2 separate regions of the Homo sapiens genome follow, and region 2 is linked to region 1. Evidence: read pairs that join two places in POLR2A ChIA-PET (ENCODE). Cell type or tissue: PC-9. All regions are shown on one strand. Links, peaks and the distances in the headings refer to the core of each region. The heading gives the core; the rest is flanking DNA. Region 1 has its middle 140 kb from the start of LINC02764. Region 2 has its middle 58 kb from the start of LINC02764.

What was found. ChIA-PET counts read pairs that join two places held together with the same protein. Peaks named below come from ENCODE experiments on the same cell type or tissue, not always from the same donor. Only the 100,000 strongest peaks of a DNase experiment are listed, where the experiment ranks them.
Region 2: POLR2A ChIA-PET joins it to region 1 with 7 read pairs; 3 of 35 experiments call an interaction of 5 or more read pairs at or near these places.

What each region holds. Positions count from the first base shown.
Region 1 is chr11:112,692,845-112,698,223 of GRCh38, forward strand. No RefSeq gene overlaps it. Among named protein-coding and RNA genes, the nearest start is that of LINC02764, 140 kb to the left of the region's middle. In PC-9, for the core only: no CTCF peak of the experiment used is centred there; no DNase peak of the experiment used is centred there.
Region 2 is chr11:112,610,975-112,616,353 of GRCh38, forward strand. No RefSeq gene overlaps it. Among named protein-coding and RNA genes, the nearest start is that of LINC02764, 58 kb to the left of the region's middle. In PC-9, for the core only: no CTCF peak of the experiment used is centred there; DNase peaks (open chromatin) are centred at 1,777, 2,437 and 2,857; H3K27ac peaks cover 2,933 bases.

The DNA of each region.
Region 1 (5,379 bases), core at 89-5,088:
TGTCCAAAGGCAATTCCTTATTATATAGCCTGGGACCAGATTTTGGCCACATTAAGCAATGAAATGAAGATGTAATCGCTTGTGTTTGCTTTTGTTTACACCCAAAGTTGTTAGATGGATGGCACGTGAATAGAGCAATCTTTCTGGGCCTGCTTTCTCACCACCCTTAGATATGACCACTGAGCTCCCTGTGGTTTGTGCTGGTTGCTCTCACATTTCTGCCAGCTTGGGGGACATCTGCCAATCACAGTTCACTGGGCACAACAGAAGTGAGGTGGGGAGAATCTCCCTGTACATGCCAATGCAGTTAGCTTCCTGACAGTGCCTTCACCCATCCATTCAGTTCAACTGTCCATTTATTCTTTCATTTATTTATTCACCTGATGGCCTGAGAGTCTCTGAACTTACAACCTGAGGATCCAAGGCCTTGAGTGACAGAGCTGTATGACAAAGCAGGAAATTTCCATAGTAAAATGTAAGGGTGAAACCTGAAGGATTTAAAAATATGTCTCTGGGACAAGATGGGAAATACTGAATTGGGGAGTAGGTGGGTTCATGGCAGGGGATTGTATCAATTAGGGTCCAGGCAAGAAAAGAGAAAAATCACTCTAGGTGTTTTAAATATAAGAGATTTAATGTAGGAGTTGTTTGCAAATATTTAAAGGGTTAAAGAGCAAAAGAAGGACACCGAGGCAATCTAGACATCACTATCCTCAGGAAGCAGTTACCACTCCTAGGCATGTGTGTAGTAGGAAGAGGTGGGATGATCGTCAGAGATGAGGAACATGGAGGAGAGCCCCCTGCCCCCCACCCCTGTGACTGGTTCTTGGGCATGCGGGGCAGGAGTGGCTCATGGCTGGACCTTGGACCTCTGAGAGGTGGAAGACGGTTGATGCTTAGTCACCAAAGGAGCCTATCCGTAGCCGGCTGGGGCTGGTATCTGAGACACTATACCTAGGGGGACCCAATGAGGCTGGCCACTGAGGCTACAGCTGTCTTCTTCTGCTGGAGAAAAGTTGACCAGAAGTGCAGACAAGAGGAAACACCTTCTCTCCTCCTACCGCCTTCTGCTCACACCCTAGTGCCTCCCATGGGCAGGATATAGCAGGAGGCCAGCTGGCAAGGGAAACTGAGAGTGAATTATTCAGGCCCCAGCATTGCAGAGCAGCACCTGGAAGGGTGAGCTCATAGCTGGGAGGCAGTAGGTAAATAACCAGCACAGGCACCCACAGTTGCAGTGGCACAGGGGTGGGGGTGCGCCTTGCTAGCTCCCAAGGGATGAAGTTGTAAGAATAGCAAGGAAGAGCCAGGGAAGTCACTGCCATTCAGCTGCCAGAGAGGGCAATTTCAAACACCTGGCCAGTCTCACAGAGCTCTTGCTCCTCAGGGCTCAATACAGGCCCAGCCCTTGATCTGGGCTTCAGCTCTGCAAACTCAAACTCCAGTCTGTGAATTCACTCTGGGTGATCAGGGCCACACCAACCATGTTGACTGGGATGAACCTGGGAAATGGTTACTGCTGCACCATACAGGAGGGGGCTTTAGCAACAGGACAAGGTATGTTGCCAACCAGCTTGCAGCCTCAGATCACAGCAGCCACACCCTGGAACAGTCAGATTCTCTGACTCGGCATTTCCTGGGCTCTACCACATCAACAGCTTTACATATTTCTGTTTATCTTCCTCTGATCACATTTCAATCTTGGGGACATTTGGGGGACACTTTTGTCTGTGCACATTTGTAAGCTAACCCCTCATGGAGTGCTACAGAGGACATCTGTTTTTTTGGTTTGGGGTTTCTTTTTATTCTCCTTATCCTTTATCCCCTTCCTCTATTAGCAAACTGACTTGCTCCCTCTCTCTCTCTTCCCTCCCCCATATCCCCCTTTTTTCCAGGTAGTTTTGATGAGTCTCAGTACCTTGGTCTCCTCTGATCACTAGGCTGGGAATAGTATCCATTACTCTGACCACAGGGCTTGAGTCAAGGGTAGGGGCATGAAAGCCAAGCAGCACCAATTGGTATCCTTCCCTGGAATTGTAAACACATAAGGCCTCTCTCTTTCTTCCAGGGTTCCCACACTGGCATGATGAAAGCCTGGAGCTGTCTACGAGCATACAGACCTTGGGGAAAGAGGAGGAAGTCATAGTGTAGCGCAAAGCTGAACCTCAAGAGGGCAGGAATGCTGATGACATCATTTGAGTCTCTGGGTCCACTCCGCCCTGTTCTTCCCAGTTATGTGAATCAACCAAGTCCCTTTATTCCTTCACCTAATGTGAACTGACAAATCTCATTCAATTTATGGCAAGGGAGTGAGATTTAATAATCTGGTTCTTAGATTCTGGAAATGATTCTTATTTAGTGCCAATACTCCTGTATAGGTGAATACATATCTATTTTTGAGAAATCAATACACATTTGTATGCCAAGGCCAAATTTTGAACTTTTCTTTTAACATCAGATATGGATTTTAGCCACACTAAGCAATGAAACTAAGATGTAATCACTTGTATTTACTTTCATTTGTACCCTAAGTCATTAGATGGATGGCATGTGAATAGAGCAATCTTTCTGGGCCTGCTTTTTCATCACCCTTAGATATGACCACTGAACTCCCTGTGGTTTGTGCTTGTTGCTCTCACATTTCTACCAGATTGGGGGACGTCTGCCCATCACAGTTCACTGGGCACAATAGAAGTGAGGTGGGGAAAATCTCCCTGTACATGCCAATGCAGTTAGCTTCCTGACAGTGCCTTCGCCCATCCATTCAATTAAATCATCCATTTATTCATCAGTTGTTTTTTGAGTTCAGACCCAGAGACAGTACTTGGTGTTGGGGACACAAGTGAGACACATGCCTGTCCTAACTAAGCTCATGGCCCAATGCAGAAAGCAGACCAGGCAAGTACACTAGAGTGGAGTGTTGCTGGGATAGAGGAAGTGCTGGGTGCTAAGGAAAACATAGAGGAGGCACCTAGTTCAGCTTTGCCAAGGAAGTGGGACACATGAATGGTGAGTGGGAGCTGGCTAGACAGAGATGGCAGAGTGAGGAGGCCATGGAGCCAGTGGAGGAGGAACAGATCACAGCTAGCAGATAAGAGCTCTTGGTAGAGCAAACATCAGGTGTAAAGACTGGGAGCTGAGACCTTTTTTTTTTTTTTTGAGATGGAGTCTCGCTCTGTCACCCAGGCTGGAGTACTGTCGCCTGATCTTGGCTCACTGCAACCACTGCCTCCCGGGTCCAGGCGATTCTCCTGCCTCAGCCTCCCACGTAACTGGGATTACAGGTGCATGCTACCACACCTGGCCATTTTTTTGTATTTTTAGTAGAGATGGGGTTTCACTGTGTTAGCTAGGATGGTCTTGATCTGACCCCGTGATCCGCCCGCCTCGGCCTCTCAGAGCTGAGAGGAACAAAGAGAATCTCAGTCCAGCTCAAGTTTTCAGCATGAAGGGACAGAGAAAAGGCTATCGTGGCTCATTTTTCCCTGTTGAAATGAGCAGCCATGGCAGCTCTTCCCTGGCACCAAGCTTGGGAAGTCGGCACCTTCTCCAGTCTTCATGTCAGCTGTGGAGATGCAGGGAGTCCTGCTTGCTAGCAGAATAAGAAAATGGATTCCTTCAATTCAATGCTATCCAGTCTGTAGCATTAATCCTCTCTTCCCCTCTCTTCCTGTGGAAAAGCTTACTGGCTCACCTATTTGGAAGGAGTCCTAAGGACAGGGAGGGTAAAGGAATGTTAGCAGGAAAGCTGCAGGAAGTTAGAGAAAGTCTAGGGCCAGTTTCTGGCAGAAAAAAAAAATTTCCCCCTTCCCCCTTGGGCAGTAAAGAAGAAAATTAAATGAGAGTGTCAAAACGGTTTGCTGATGTGCAAACCGCTTACTAGACCTTGGTCAAGGTCTAATATCTTTTTAAGAATGATGGCTTTGGAATTAGACCTTTTGGGGTTCAGATCTCAGCTCTTCCTTTTGATTGGCTGTGGAGCTGTGGGTAATTTGCTTAATCTCTTTGAGCTTTCAGTTCACTATGAAACACGACCATGTGGAGATTAAAGAATCAAATGTACTACCCAATACACAGTAGGTATTCAATAAATGACAGATATTATTACTTTTAGGTGATATAGATATCATATTTTTGTGAGGATTAAATATTTTAATCCGTGTAAAGTGATTGGCCCATGAGAAGCACATGTGTTAACTGTTACTACCACTGTTAGCTATTATCAGAGATAGCTGTGTATGGAGAATTCCTGAAACCTCCAATCCTCTGAAACTAGAGTCAGGAAACAGACTTTGACACATAGACCAAAAACAGAGGTGACAGGTTCATCTTATGTACCAACTGGCCAGTTGGCAATGAGTGCCTAGAATGTGCCTGAGGCACAATTCTAAGAGCTATCTGGCTCAGTAGGGAAGAGTATGCTATGATCTATTAGTGAGATGTCTGTTCTGGGTGGCAGAGAGAGTCATGTCAGCATGTGTGCTATAGATTTGCCTTCTTTAGACTGAAGCTTCATTCTAGACAGTTTGGGAGCCAGTAACAAAGGGCTGGGGCTGGCCTTGTCCACTTGTGCTAGTCTCCACTTGCTCCATGTTTTACTCCTAGCACAAAGTTGAGACATGGCCAGAGCCCAAACCCAGCTGCCTTTTCCTCAAGAAACTTTTGCTGGCATTAATCAAGACCTGTAAATCCACCATGTGGATGACACAGGCTGTGTGCCCAGCCCAGACTCTGCGAGCGACAGAAGAGGAGGGAGTTGCTTAGTGACATGACACAAAGGGCGTCTTTGATTCATCACCCGGCCCCAGCCCCAAGCCCCTGGCCAGCAGCGAGGAACGGCTGCAAATGAGCAATAGGACTCCTTTACAAATGTCACTTTGCTGTAAAATGTAAATGTTTAACATTTAGACACGAACGCTGACTCCCAAAATGCCTAGTGCTGGGTGGCTTTTATTCATTCTCTTAGGGATTCTTTGTCCTCCCATGGTGAGAGATTTCACTGCATGATTTACACCCCTGTGCTTGTTAAATTGCTGGCATGTCTTGCCCCAGATAGGGCAGCAAAAGAGCAGAGATTTGCAGGGGACTTTATACCTTTCCTGTTAATGCAGAGTATTAAATATACAGTGCAATTCCATCGGCAGCCACTGCTCAGAGGTGCTATGAACTCTGAACAGAGGAGATTTCATTTTATTTCCAATTATCCTGGACTTCAAAATATAGGATTGTGTCATTGAAGGTCGAGAAAGACCAAAAACAGCAATAAAATATATTCCCTGGGAGTTCTGTCTTCTAGACCTGCTCATCAGCTAATTCTGTCTTAGTGGTCTGGGACTAAGGGGCAGGTACATTGAGGATATGGGTGATTGTTCTTGGGGC
Region 2 (5,379 bases), core at 293-5,292, 82 kb before region 1:
AGCACCAGAACCAAGGAGGAGGGAAAACATGTCCCTAGTCCCATCTACCTCCTAAGTCACATTCATCTGCTCTAAGTCCCTCAGTATCTGGCTCCCTGGAGGCAGCACCTTCACTTGAAAACCAGGTGGCCCAATAAAACTGAAGGCAAACCTGAGAGCAGGGAGGTCTATCACAGGAGTTGAAAAAGGGCAACGGGGGTGGAAATCTTTTCTATCCAGCAGAAGAGGAAATTACTCATTTCCTTTAAGGCTAAGTTACCCTGTGTTAGGGTGGACTGCAGAACAAACTAACATAGGCAACAATAAAGCCCAAGCTGGAAAGCTGGGATAGAAACTCTGCCCCCAACAGGGGTCTGTAAATAACTGTTGCATGGATGAATGAAATGCATATGTGCGTACCATATTCTTCTAGCCCAAGATTTGATTTGGTTTCCATGTCTAGAGGCCAGATGCCTACTGGGAGGTCTTCCAAATCACCAGTCTTGATTTTTTCTTAACTGCTCTCAGGGGATCCAGGGAGTGATTCTGGTATCTGGCACCAGCAGCATGGCACTGTGCCCCGAGAGTATCAATGCACTGCTCATATTGGCTTAGGTCCATGTACCCGCTGAGCAGAGCCTACCACCCAGATGGTATAGACTTGGATTCCAGTCCACTTGGAATGGCCATGTCTTGCCAACTCCATCTCCAAGGGGACAGTCTGTACAGAACTCACATGCCAAAATACCCGGGAGTTTGCCAACCAAAAGGTGGTGAGTGGTCTTGTCCCATAAGCGCCACTTAAAACAGGCAGCAGATGGGAAACTGGGGCAGGAGGTGGAGAACAGCTGGATGATATTTGCTGCATAATAGCTCTTAAGGGATTTGAAAATCATTGTTTAATTTCCCTTCTCACCTTCTCATGTAAACAAGTGTCCTATATCAGGGGTGTGGAAATCAGAATTTTTGGTGGTTGACGCTCATCTTCACAGGCTCTGCAGCCACCTTCTTCCTGCCTGCCAATACACACACATGCATGCACGTGGACACACACAGACACGAGTGTGCACCGATGCACACATACGCATTCAATTCTGTCGACAGGGGCCTTATTTCATTTATTAAGTATCTAAAGCCTTGCTAGGAGCCTAGGCTTCCTCTCTGAAGTCTCTTTTAAAAATTAAATCTGGCTCTTTGGGGCTGCAGCAGGAAAACGGAATTTGAGATACAGTAATTCTAGATATTTATATCCTCCCATCATTTGCTCAGTTAGTCTTCTGCAGCTGCGGTTTGTTAGGGATTATCCCACCAAAAGGAATAACAGAAATACACATATTTAATAAGATTTTTTTTTCTCCATTTCTGTTTCTGGTTCTAAATAGGCACTTGGAGGAAGGGAAGCTCTACCATAGGAGAGGATCTCAGGGCAAGGAACAGTTGTCCAGCAGCACAGGGTTGGGGGTGGGAGGGGGGAGGGGAGGGGAGGGGACGCGCCTGCAAGGAGGGAGGAGGGAGGGAGACGGGAGCCTGGAAAAGCTGGAACTGGATCCTGGTCCCAATGTTCATACAGAGGAGAGGACAGTGGTTCTGCAAATGCCCCTTTACAGAAGAATTTAAAGCGCAATTCTGATTTCTTTAGCCCATGGTTTGAAGGCCAGGTGTTCTGTGGTCTGAGCAATCCATTACCTACCTTTCTTCATCACTTCTGGGTGGAGTTCATTTGGCCCCAAAGAGAAGTTCCTGATCTTGGAGGACTCTCCCTCTCTCACTTTGACTTCATGGAGCCTTTCTTCCTAGGGGTGGAAGGGCTGGCTGGTAGATACCTGGGTATGGGTTACCACACCTGCAGGCCCCAGGGGCGCACAAACACCCTTGGCCTCAATCCTGAATGACCTCCAGGTGCACAAATGCTCCAGGGCTACATTTCCATTGGCCTTTTGACTCCTATTAACAGTGTCCTGGGGACTTTTGGCTGGGGGTGTTATATAAATGTTTTTTGAGTCTCATCTGCAATAATCCCTCAGTCCAGGCAAGGGTTTATTCTTTCTTCTCTGAGAAAACAGAGAAAAAGACAAGACTTTTCTTCTCTTTAAAAGCTGTGCCCTTTCTGTTGAGAACCACTCACTTCAGCACTCTGCAATGTGGTGAATCTCCCCAGGCTAACTCCTCCTATGATGGGAGCTCAGCATAAAAATTACAGCTGCCTCAGAGGCCACCTGACCCTGATGCATCAATCCCTGGAGTGAGGCCAAATCACCACTTAAAATGACAATTCTGTACAAAGTGGCACAATGACATGTTAAAAATATATAGATGAATATAGATGTAATATGAAAATATGTATTTTTACTGCTCTCCCCATCAGAAGCAGGCATGTTAAAGGTATTAATCGGCATTCCTCTCCAGAGGGATCCTCTAGTTATGTGCTTTGGAAGCCAGACAGGAAGTGTGAATCATGCAGCAATGCAAAATTAATCCAGACAAAATGAAAAATGAAATGATGCAGCCAAGGTATCTGGGATGGAGGGGCCAGGAGGGTGAGAAGTCCTACCCTGTCTTCCCTGGCTCTCTGCGGGAGAGGAAAGGCTTTATTTGTAGGGGGTGGTTGCTGAGGGACCTGGGACCTCCCCAGAGCAGGATGAGTTGATATGTTCTCTCATTGCCGAGGAGTAGAATACCTGGGGAGGGAAGGTCAGTGCAATGGCCCAGGCTTCCAAACGGCTGGCCCTGACTTTGAGGGCACCTCGAAACTGGTTGAAAGCTTGGCAGGTATACCCGGAAGACACAGATGTGGTTCCTGTCCTCCCACCCCCACAGTGCTGGCTCCAGACATGTGCAGAGTTGGAGGTGACTCAGACCGTGCACGCACCTGTCCCCAGCAGATACTACTCCTATTGTAGGGAGTGGAAATTTCCCAGAGTAGATTCCTTCTTCAGAGGTGGGAAACACAGAAACAACCTTTTCTTTGTATCCAGATTTTTTTTATTTTTAAAAAAGACAAGGGCTCTTTCTGTTGTCCAAGCTAGAGTGCAGTGGTATGATCATAGTTCACTGTAGCTTTGAACTCCTGGGCTCAAACGATCCTTCCATCTCAGCCTCTGAAGTAGCTGGGACTACAGGTACATGCCACCACACCTGGACAATTAAAATTTTTTTTTTTTTTTTGTAGGGATGGGGGTCTTGCTATGTTGCCCAGGCTGGTCTTGTACTCCTGGCCTTAAATGATCCTCCCGCCTTGGCCTCCCAAAGCACTGGGATTATAGGTGTGAGCCACTGTGCCCAGCTTATTTGCAGATTTTAATTTCCTAAAAGCCTACCCATGGGTAATTCCTGAGTGTTTTTCTCAAATAACCCCTCAGTTCAGACAGGAGAGATAATCTTTTGTTCCTTCCTGTTTAAGGACAGAAAATGACTTTTCTTCTCTTAAAGTATCTTTCCATTGCAGGCAACTTGCTCTGGGTCTTTGTAGTGAGATGTGAAATCTCTGGTCCTGACAGACTCCATGGATCACATTTCTGGAGTGAAAGAGTAATTAGGTAGCACGCTTTAGTGTTTTTCAGCCCCTTCTGGGTTTACTGGCAATCACACTGCAGTTTTCTCTTTCTCTGTCAGCTTTAGTATTTGCTACTCTGTCTATATCCTTTTTACTCTTGTTTTAGTTTTTGGAGTTCTAATGTCTGTCTTTTTGAAAACTTTTAAATTCAGACATAACCTGCACAGAGGAAACTGTACACTAATCTCACATATACAGCCTCAATGAGTGCTTCTATAGGAAGACGTCTGATAATCCCCTACCTAGGACACAGAAAATCCTACCTAGGACACACAAAAAGGAGTGTACCTGAACAAGACCAGTCCTGTTTATTCTGAGTCATCTGCTCTTTCTTGAGGCAAATGGGACACTCAGTCAGCCAGCTACCCTGTCAGAGGGAGGGTTGATGGGGCTGGGGGGCACCTACCTTCCCAAGCACAGTAGAGAGCTACAGAGCTCAAGTTCAACCCAGGTCAAGTTGAACAACACATCAAGCCTCCTGGGAGGGCTTCCTCTTGTCCGTTTCTCAGTCCATTCTACCCCACTCCCCAGGCCCAAGCCCATCACTCACTTCTATCATGGTAGTGAGATTTTTTTTTCTGCAGTTTCATATGAATGGACTCATATAGTATAAATTCTTGTGTCTGGCTTTTGTTCATTCAACATTATGTCTTTAAGGTTCATCCATGCTGTTGTGCGTGTCAGAAAGTTTTTTATCTTTAATATCATGTAGTACTCCATTATATGCATTTACAGAATTTATTTATTCTGTTGATGAACATTTGGGTTGTTTCTAGTTTGGGCTAATAAGAATAAAGCTGCCTTGAACATTCTTTTAGATTTTTAGTTGTTGTTGTTTTAGTGAACATATATTCTCATTTCTCTTGGGTACACCTAGAGTGGCATCACTGAGTCATAGGCTATGTGTGTGTCTAGCTTTGGTAGATCCTTCCAAATCATGTTCTAAAGTGACTACAACAATTGACACTCCTACTGACAGTCTATGAGTGTTCCACTAGCTCTATATCCTTTCCAACACTTGGCTCTGTCTCTCTTTCTACTTACAGTTGTTTATATAGGTAGTTGTGTGCTTGCTTGCTCAGGGCCCCTTACTCCTTAATCAAACCCTAAATTTCCCAAAGCATACTGTGCAGGGATTGGGGTAAACAACTTCTTGGGCTGTACCAGTGTTAAAACCAAAAGTCTCAGGATTCCTGGGAATCCTCTTAGTCCTAGGCAAACTGGGATGGTTGGTCACCCTAAGTGCAGTATAATGGAAAGGAAACATGCTTTGGCAAGAAACTATTCTGGTATGAATGCTAGTTTATTCACTAACTAGTTCTTAGTTAAGGGAAAAATCAGTGGATAGATGGGTAGACAGATGACAGAGCAAATGTAGTAATATGTTGATAGTAGAAACTAAATGATAGGTATATGATGTTAACTGCCAATTCTTCTCACTTTGCTGTATGTTTGGAAATACTAATAACAAAATGTTGAGGGAAAAACAAAATGGAAATAATGCTTGTTGTTTGTAAGGGCATCAGATCTCAGAACTCAGAAGTGACTTCTTTCCTGTTATGAAACAGCTAAAAAGAACAAATGCCTTCATCATCCTGGTCTTTCAGTTCAGCTGCCCCACCTAGTTCCTCTATCTCTAAAAACCTTTCAGAAGAAGAGAGACAAAGGATTAAATAGCAAATAAGAGCAACTGGAGAGAACTTGTTTTTAAATTCCAGCAGTCATATTGCTTTGCTCATAGTCTTCTTGTGAACAGAGCAGGAAGCTTGGTGTCACCTCTCTGCCCCCCATGACCTGAGGCTGGTCACAGGTAGAATAGGCTGGGCTATTAACCATGACCTGATACC